Linked DNA regions of Homo sapiens: region 2 is linked to region 1. Evidence: chromatin contacts called from ENCODE Hi-C or POLR2A ChIA-PET data. All regions are on one chromosome and are shown on one strand. Each heading gives the region's core, a stretch centred on a gene start or an enhancer-like site at or near the end of the contact. The rest is flanking DNA. Distances are from core to core; before and after follow the strand shown. Region 1 holds the start of RIPOR3-AS1 (RIPOR3 antisense RNA 1). Region 2 overlaps RIPOR3 (RIPOR family member 3).

Region 1 (4,450 bases), core at 1,214-3,713:
ATTGCACTCCAGACTGGGCAACAAGACCGAAACTCCATCTCAAAAAAAAAACCCAAAAAGAATAGAAAAATGTCCATCAGGGCTGGATGCAGTGGCTCAAGCCTGTAATCTCAGCACTTTTTTTTTTTTTTTTGAGATGGAGTCTCGCTCTGTCGCCCAGGCGGAAGTGCAGTGGCTGGATCTTGGCTCACTGCAACCTTTGCCTCCAGGCTCCAGTGATTCTCCCGCCTCAGCCTCCCAAGTAGCTAGGACTACAAGTGTGCACCACTAGGCCAGGCTAATTTTTGTGTGTGTTTTTTTTTTTTTTTTAGTAGAGTTGGGGTTTCACCATCTTGGCCAGGCTGGTCTCAAACTCCTGACCTCAAGTGATCCTCCCGCCTTGGCCTCCCAAAGTGTGGGGATTACAGCTGTGAGCCACCATGTCTGGCCAAATCCCACCACTTTGGGAGGCCGAGGTGGGAAGACCGCTTAAAGCCAGGAGTTTGAGACCAGCCTGGGCAACACAGAGAGACCCATCTCTACAAGAAGTGAAAAAAAAAGTTGGGCACATGTTCTCAGGACCCCCTGAGGCTATGTCTTGGGTCATGGTCACTCATAAATAAATTGTTTTAATTAAAAATAAATGTTGAAAAATTAGCTGAGCATGGTGGTATGTACTTGTAGTCCCAGCTAAGGCAGGAGGATTTCTTTCTTTCTTTCTTTTTTTTTTTTTTTTTGAGATGGAGCCTCACTCTGTCGCCCAGGCTGGAGTGCAGTGGTGCAATCTCGGCTCACTGCAAGCTCCGCCTCCCGGGTTCACGCCATTCTGCCATTCTCCTGCCTCAGCCTCCCAAGTAGCTGGGACTACAGGCGCCCGCCACTGTGCCCGGCTAATTTTTTGTATTTTTAGTAGAGATGGGGTTTCACCGTGTTAGCCAGGATGGTCTCGATCTCCTGACCTCGTGATCCGCCCACCTCAGCCTCCCAAGGTGCTGGGATTACAGGCGTGAGCCACCGCACCCAGCTGGGAGGCTAAGGCAGGAGGATTTCTTGAGCCCAGGAGTTCAAGGCTGCAGTGAGCCAGGATTGTGCCACTGCACTCCAGCCTGGGCAACAGAATGAGACCACATCTCTAAAAAAATTTAAAAATAAATAAAAAATAAAAATGTCCCTTAGTTTGTCACTATATTGCCCAGGCTGGTTTGGAACTCCTGGCCTCATGTAATCCTCCCAGCTCAGCCTCCCAAAGCGCCGGGATTACAGGCATAAGCCACTGCACCTGACCCCAACCGAAAATTCTTAAGGCACATTTTTGACACTAAAAACAGTATTTTATAACTGCTAAAATAGATATGTTAATTCTAGTCTTTTCTTGTGCACAGAAACAAATTACCACTTTAGTTTCTCAAGGAGCACATGTATACATGTTAAATGCATTAATTTGTTTAATATAAACATGAAATACTTTTTATAACCTGGATTGGTACATATTTCTTTTCTTTTCTTTTTTTTCTTTGAGGCAAGATCTGGCCCTATCACCAGGCTGGAGTGCAGTGGTGCAATCTTGGCTCACTGCTACCTCTGCCTCCCGGGCTCAAGCAATCCTCCCACCTCAGTCTCCTGAGTAGCTGGGACTACAGGCATGTGCCACCATGACCGGCTAATTTCTGTTTTGTTTTTTTTTGTTTGCTTTTTTTTTTTTTTTTTTTTTTTTTTGTAGAGACGGAGTTTCACCATGTTGCCCAGACTATTCTCAAACTCCTGGGCTCAAGCGATCCTCAACCTCAACCTCCCGAAGTGTTGGGATTCCAGGTGTGAGCCACTGCACCCAGCCCTTTTATTTATTTTTTATTTTTTATTTTTTTTTTTTGAGACGGAGTTTCGCTCTTGTCACCCAGACTGGAGTGCAGGGGCGCAATCTTGGCTCATTGCAACCTCCACCTCCGTGGTTCAAGCAGTTCCCCGGCCTCAGCCTCCCGAGTAGCTGAGATTACAAGCACACGCCACCAAGCCCAGCTAATTTTTTTGTATTTTTAGTAGAGACAGGGTTTCATCATGTTGACCAGCCTGGTCTCAAACTCCTGACCTCAGGCAATCCGCCTGCCTCAGCCTTCCAAAGTGCTGGGATTACAGGCATGAGCCACTGCGCCTGGCCCCCATTTCTTATTATACAGTAGTTTACAAAAAAATCCCAGCAGCCAGCTCCAGAGAGGCCTTGTTCTGTGGTGTCTAAGGATGGAGCCCAGGCAGGGACGGCCAAAAGCTCGCTACCCCTGCCCAGGAAGGCAGGAGCACCGTTGTGTCCCGTTCCTATCCCTCAAAAATAAATCACAGCCAGCTCATGTCATAGGACAGAGCCTGTTCGCAATCCATCCTGTGTCTGCGGATTCTCCCAGGTCTGTAAGGCAGCAGGGAGATGCGGCCTCTCCCACTCCACCCAACACGTAGCCAGGGCGAGGTGGGGCCGGGGGAGAGGCTGACATTCAAAGGCATCTGAGTGGTAAGAGGTGAGCGAGTGAGGTGAATGGGGACTACGTTAGAAGGACCCTACGTTAGAAGGGTGAGGCGCTAGGGCCATAGCCTAAGGGCACTGGGAACCCTGTGGGCATGCGCAGTTCAAGCCCATCCCCGCTCCCTCCAGCTGCTGTCCATCCCTGCCACACCTGACCATTTGCCTAACCTAGATCCTTCCTGTCTTGCATTTCCTCAAGCATCCGGAGCCCAGGACTGCTGAGTCAACCCTCTGGAATGCCCACAACTCCCCACAGGCCAGCCGGCCTTGGGACTCCCGCACAGCCACGTGAGCCGGTGGAGCCGGGTCTGTTTGCTAGTGGAGGCTGTTAACAGCACGGGAAGTGGTCAAGGGTTCAACAAGAGATGAGCCATCTGGTCCTCCAGAGGTAAACAATTTACAAGAGACACATCAAGCCGGCCTGCTGTTCTGGTTTTTCTTTTGACAGTGAAATATGCAGTTTCTTTTTCATCCTGGTGCCTATTGGAGAGGGAGACTGTTCCAGGCACTCTGACCCCAGCTAAAGCGCCTCCCTGGGGCAGGATCTATGCAGGGAGGCAGAAAAGTCAGATTTTTTTTCACATCTTCTTTGTTCCATTCCCAGGACTGAGCAACTTCATGTATTTATGTATTTATTTATTTATTTATAGACAGGTTCTCACTATGTCGCCCAGGCTGGAGTGCAGTGGTGCGGTCACAGCTCACTGCAACCTCAATGTCCTAGGCTCCAGTGATCCTCCTGCCTCAGCCTCCTGAGTAGCCGGGACCATAGGTGTGTACCACCATGCCAGGGGAATTTTTGTATCTTTGGTTAGAGAAAGGGTTTTGCTGTGATGTTGCCCAGTCTGGTCTCAAACTCCTGAGCTCAAGCGATTCACCCTCCTGGGCCTCCCAAAGTGCTGGGATTACAGGTGGGAGCCACTGTGCGTGGCCCAGGACTGAGCAACTTTAAGTCAGATGGTTAACCTACATCATGAGGAAAGTGGATTTCCTCCCAAAGGAACAGACTTATTTTCTAGAACCCAAAGCCTTGAATTTCAAGAACCTTTAGCCTTAAATCCATTTCCTGTTGGAAGCAGACCCCCTCCTGGTCTCCCCAGGTATTGCAACCCTGCTCTACCAGCCACTATAAATGCCCACACAAAAGGAACAGGGGCTCCATTCCTGATGCTCAGAGTGGAGTCACTAGATTCTCAAGCATATGAGATATGTATGTGGCCTAACAGCCTGAAATAAACAGCTTGTGCTGGGATTGTAATTCTAGAGTTTCCAAAAGTGTTGCAAAATATTCCAGGCAGACACTAAAGTTTGTGTACTACAAGCTGTTTATTAATTAATTTCTTATTTGCCAAACATTCTTGCTTGGGTCTACTGGGAGATGATTTCGTTGGGAATGCATCTCCAATTTTGTAATAAAGATCACCAGGGAAAGAAGGCTTGCTTCATAGGGGCTCATATTACAGGAAATGTGGCTAGCATAGGTAGTTCCCATAAGAAAAAGGACAGTACTAAGTTTTGAGCTCATGTGAAAAAGAAAAGGGGGCCGGGCGTGGTGGCTCACACCTGTAATCCGCACTTTCGGAGGCCGAGGCGGACGGATCACTTGAGGTCAGGAGTTCAAGACCAGCTTGGCCAACATGGCAAAACCCTGTCTCTATTAAAAATACAAAAATTAGCCAGGCGTGGTGGCGGACGCCTGTAATCCCAGCTACTTGGGAGGCTGAGGCAGGAGAATCACTTGAACCCGGGAGGCGGAGGTTGTAGTGAGCCAGGATCGCATCACTGTACTCCAGCCTAGGCGACAAGAGCGAAACTCCATCTCAAAAGAAAAAAAAGAAAAGTGACGTCTGGGGACCAGGATTTTGGGACTCTTTGCAGACATGCCAATAACCTGTGAGATACACACCCACAGACTGACACAGAGGTGAGCAGAGGCCTTGGAGTCAACAGAAGTTCAAG
Region 2 (4,873 bases), core at 1,060-3,559, 33 kb after region 1:
CCACCAGGAAACAAGAACCAGTTCATCTGAGTTCCTTCGCCTTTTGTCCCAAGACACAAAAATGTCAAAAATGTGCAAGGGCTCTGGCCACAGATGGATACTGTGTCTCACCCCGACGGGCTGCTTCCTGCATGGGGCTGAAGGTCAGGGTGAAGGTTGCTGCCCTGAGAGTCAGGGGAAGTTGGTCTGCCTCCTGCTGTGTCACGTACTTGCCATGGTGTGTGGGATGAGGCCCATCATCTCCCAGAATTAAGCTGTAGCTGACTATAAAACCACAGGTGAGGGCTGGGTGTGGGGGCTCATGCCTGTAATCCCAGAATTTTGGGATGCTAAGGCAGGAGGTTCGCTGGAGCCCAAGAGTTCAAGACCATCCTGGGCAACATAGAGAGACCCCGTCTCTACTAAAAATACAAAAATTAGCCAGACATGGTGGTGCATGCCTGTGGTCCCAGCTACTCTGGAGGCTGAGGTAGGAGGATCACTTGAGCCCAGGAGGTCAAGGCTGCAGTGAGCCGTGATCATGCCACTGTACTCCAGCTGGGGCCACAGAGCAATACTCAGTCTCAAAACAAAATAAAAAAACCCACAGGTGAGGTCACATCAGGCTTTTCCCCTTTATTCTCCCTAAGGGCTCCACAACATCAGAAATGGGTTTCTCTATCAGTGCATCCTCCAGATTCTACTTTTTTTTTTTTTTTTTTTTTAGTAGAGGTCTTGCTTATACCCAGGCTGGTTTCAAACTCCTGGGCTCAAGCAATCCTCCTGCCTCATTCTCCCAAAGTGCTAGGATTACAGGTGTGAGCCACCCACACCCAGCCCAGATACTGGGCCCTGTCCGTCAATCCATTTGCAGTCACCAAGCACCAGCTGCGTGCACCGCATTGTGCCAATGTCTGGAAGGATGCTCACAACTATCAACACAGATAACTAATAATATCAACAATACCACAGTGTAAATGCAAAGCAATATGTGCCTGGTCTCATTTAATTCTCACATCAAACCCTTGGGATACATATCATTAGCACCCTCATTTGCTAGAGAAAACTCAGTTCTGAGGGTGGATGATTTGCCAAGGCCCTGGGAATTCGGACTAACTCCCTTCATAGGTGGCTGCAAGTGCCTGTGGCCCAGACATTCCCATAGATAGGTCATTTTCTCACACCAGCTTATATTTCTTGTGCCAGACACAGGGTCCAAACCCATTTGCATTACGTCTCTGAGACTTCACAAGACCTTCCTGTGAATTTGTTACCATTATTATTATTATTTTCTTGTTTTACTTTTTTTTTTTTTTTTTTTTTTAGACCGAGTTCTGCTCTTGTTGCCCAGGCCTGGGTGCAGTGGCGCAATCTCGGCTCAATGCAACCTCCACCTCCCGGGTTCGAGCGATTCTTCTGCCTCAGCCTCCTGAGTAGCTGGGATGACAGACACACACCACCACACCTGGCTAATTTTTGTATTTTTAGTAAAAATGGGTTTTCACCATGTTGGTTAGGCTGGTCTCAAACGCCTGACCTCAGGTGATCCACCTGCCTCGGCCTCCCAAAGTGCTGGGATTACAGGCGTGAGCCACCGCGCCTGGCCTTTTTTTTTTTTTTTTGAGACAAGATCTCACTCTGTCACCCAGGCTGGAGTGCAGTGGGGCGATCTCAGCTCACTGCAACCTCTGCCTCCCTGGTTCAAGTGATTCTCCTGCCTCAGCCTCTCAAGTACCTGGAATTACAGGCACGTGCCACCACGCCCAGCTAATTTTTGTATTTTTAGTAGAGACGGGGTTTCACCATGTTGGCCAGGCTTGTCTTGAACTCCTAACCTCAACTGATGCACCTGTCCCGACCTCCCAAAGTGCTGGGATTATAGGCATGAGCCACCGCGCCTGGCCTTATTATTCGTCTTCTTAGTCTGCTTTCAGATGAGGACACGGAGCCACAGGAGTTACAAGGGTGGAGGTGCTGGGAAGTCAGGACCAAAATCAGCCTCCTGACTCCCCATCTCATTTTCTCAATCATCATGGGTTTTGCCCCCCAAGAAGAGAACCAGCCACCATGGGTGCTAAACCGGTGGCTGATATAGCAAAGTGTGTTGGAGCAGAGATCCCAGCGGGCTTCCTAGAGGAAGATCACAAAAAATGGGCAGAGCCCACAAGGCACAGTACAGGTTTCCTCTCTCCAGTCCACATAAGGGCATTCACCAGGAACCTGGGGGCTGGGTGGCCTTGGCCCAACCCTCTGAAACTCACCCTGTGGCTCCTCACTCACCAGATGGACACAGCAGGAATCTGTCCCACCTGGCTCAGGGAGGGCCTACCCCCACCTCCCACCCCACCCCACAGGCCTGTTTGCATGCCAGGCCAGAGTTGGCCACATGCCCACATATCTCTCCTCGTTCTGCAGGCTCCGGGAAGGAAAGTCCAAGGCCAAGGTTATCATGGGGTTCACATACCTTAAGGGGTGGGTGGAGGGGTTGGCTCACAAGCTACAGGTTATTCAATGCAGTGCTATTCGTGATCACAAAAGATCGGAACTGATCTCACGTCCATCATCAGGGGACTGGACTAAGATATTTTGGCACAACCACATACGACTCAAGTGTCAAGGGAGGAAGAGTGGGGGAGTCTTGAATAAATAACAAAAGCTGGCGTTGACACAGGACTTTGCACATGGTGGAGGCTCCTTGCAAGTGCTTTGCATGTTATTAACTCATTCAATCCTTACATCACCCCAGGAGGAGGAACCATTATTATCTGTTTAAAATGCCTGTAATCCCAGCACTTTGGGAGGCCCAGGTGGGAGGATCACTTGAGTTCAGGAGTTCAAGACCAGCCTGGGCAACAAAGTGAGACTTCATCTCTACAAAAAATTCAAAAAATTAGCCAAGCCTGGTGATCCACACCTGTAGTACTAGCTATTCAGGAAGCCAAGGTGGGAGGATTGCTTGAGCCCAGGAATTCGAGGCTGCAGTGAGCCAGGATTGCACCACTACACTCCAGCCTGGGTGACAAAGCAAGATCCTGTCTCAAAAAAAAAAAAAAAAAAAAAAAAAAAAAAAATATATATATATATACACACACACACACACAGAGAGAGAGAGATACACATATAATATTTTAAAATATATATACCTCAAAAAATATATATATAATATTTAAAAATATATAAAATGAGGGTGCCACTTGGTTGAGTTTATGGTTAAAAAAAAGAATAAAATTTAAAAAAGAGGCACCAAGAAGTGAAGTTTCTTGCCCCAGGTTCATGGCCAACAAACAGTGGACTGGGCCGGGCACGGTGGCTCACACCTGTAATCCCAGCAATTTGGGAGGCTGAGGTGGGAGGATCGCTTGAGTTCAGGAGTTCGAGACCAGCCTGGGCAACATGGCAAGATCCCATCTCCACTGGTGCAGTGGCTCACGCCTGTAATCCCAGCACTTTGGGAGGCTGAGGTGGGCAGATCACAAGGTCAGGAGATCGAGACCATTCTGGCAAACATGGTGAAACCCTGTCTCTACTAAAAATACAAAAAAAAAAAAAAAAAATTAGCCGGGCGTGGTGGCGCTCACCTGTAGTCCTAGCTACTCGGGAGGCTGAGGCAGGAGAATCACTTGAACCTGGGAGGCAGAGGTTGCAGTGAGCCGAGATCGCGCCACTGCACTCGGGCCTGGGCAATAGAGTGAGACTCTGTCTCAAAAAAAAAAAAACCGTCTCTACTAAAAAACTGCAAAAATTAGCCAGGCATGGCGGCATACACCTGTAGTCCCAGCTACCCAGGAGGCTGAAGTGGGAGGATCACCCGAGCTCAGGAGGTTGAGGCTGCAGTGAGCCAAGATCACACCACTGCGCTCCAGCCTGGCAACCAGAGTAAGATCCTGTCTCAAAACAAACAGACAAACAAACAGTAGACCTGGAATTTGGTGCAAGCAGCAGGGCCAGATCCATGCTTGGTCCTCTCCTCCCAGCATCTCTGTTTTGTCCTGGGTCCCTCTGCCAGGAGCTCCCTGGAACCCGGGAAGGAAGAGAAGCATGCAGACAAGCGTCAGCACCCCCACCCTCCGCTGGCCTTGGGGAGCAGGTGTCATTAGACGAGGCTCAACTGAAGCCTGCATCTGAAACAGATTCTCATAACTCAGGCGCTGTGGTAGCCAACTTCTCTCTACAGTCAATTACGGCCAGCGGGGCCCACTGATTATTTTTATAGCCTTTCCTGGAGTCATGACAAGGAAAACTAAATGATCCACAGGACCCCTTTCATCACTAACAGCCGGGTTTCACGGTTGGGGGTGGAGGAAGGAAAGAAAAATCACTTTTTTCCCCACTTTGAGTTAATCAACAGAACTCAAGTCTGGGCAGCCAATATGTTGGTGTTGAGAAAAGCTGTTCTCAAGCAGAACTAATTGGCAACAGAAATGGAATTTTCTTCCCCACCTCCCTAAAAAACATAAACATGCTTTATCCCAGAGAATTACCCTTCAGAATAGGTATTGCAGACGTGTCGTGTGCAGCCGCCTGTGCGAGGCTGGTAATCTCACGCCGACCTGGCCAAAGGCTGCCTGTGCTGGTTACAGCTCAACCAGAGCAGCCTCTTACGCAATACAATGGTCATGAAGGTCAGTGGCCCAAACCAGCCCAGCCAGACCAGAGTGGACACTTGCTTTCCTGATGCCCAGCACCTATCTCCTGCTCCTACGAACAGCCTTTGGCTTTTGTTGGGTCGGGGGGTGGGAGGGCACCCTGATTTGCAGGTACAAGTGTGAGTGGCATTGATACCCCCTCAACTCCAGAGATGAGCTCTGACAGGCGTAAGCCAAAGAACATATTCCGGGGAAATTTCAAGAAGGGGCATATGACCTAACAAGAAACAATAGCTGGCACAGTGGCT

What was found. A loop is a pair of places that touch in the nucleus more often than their neighbours do. ChIA-PET counts read pairs that join two places held with the same protein, here RNA polymerase II (POLR2A). Pooled maps may share reads with other maps.
Region 2: a loop to region 1 is called in a map of PC-9, with 9 times the contacts of the local background. The contact joins the enhancer-like site here to the promoter of RIPOR3-AS1 in region 1. A Hi-C loop is called at or near these places in 3 of 168 maps with a recorded cell type or tissue (Caco-2, Calu3 and PC-9) and 2 of 50 pooled maps. POLR2A ChIA-PET finds 5 or more read pairs at or near these places in 10 of 52 experiments (A673, Caco-2, H1 and 7 more).

The regions. Positions count from the first base shown.
Region 1 is chr20:50,643,008-50,647,457 of GRCh38, forward strand. RIPOR3-AS1 (RIPOR3 antisense RNA 1) reads left to right here and starts at 2,464. Exons shown (of 3, transcript NR_111906.1): 1 at 2,464-2,486; 2 at 2,691-2,879. All of the region lies in intron 1 of RIPOR3 (RIPOR family member 3), which reads right to left. RefSeq lists an enhancer at 1,491-2,072.
Region 2 is chr20:50,676,087-50,680,959 of GRCh38, forward strand. All of the region lies in intron 1 of RIPOR3 (RIPOR family member 3), which reads right to left. Among named protein-coding and RNA genes, the nearest start is that of RIPOR3, 13 kb to the right of the region's middle. Within about 2 kb of position 2,310, at least 4 of the 41 ENCODE cell types and tissues checked have a DNase peak (open chromatin) inside an H3K27ac peak, as active enhancers do; they include PC-9, where a contact is called at or near this core.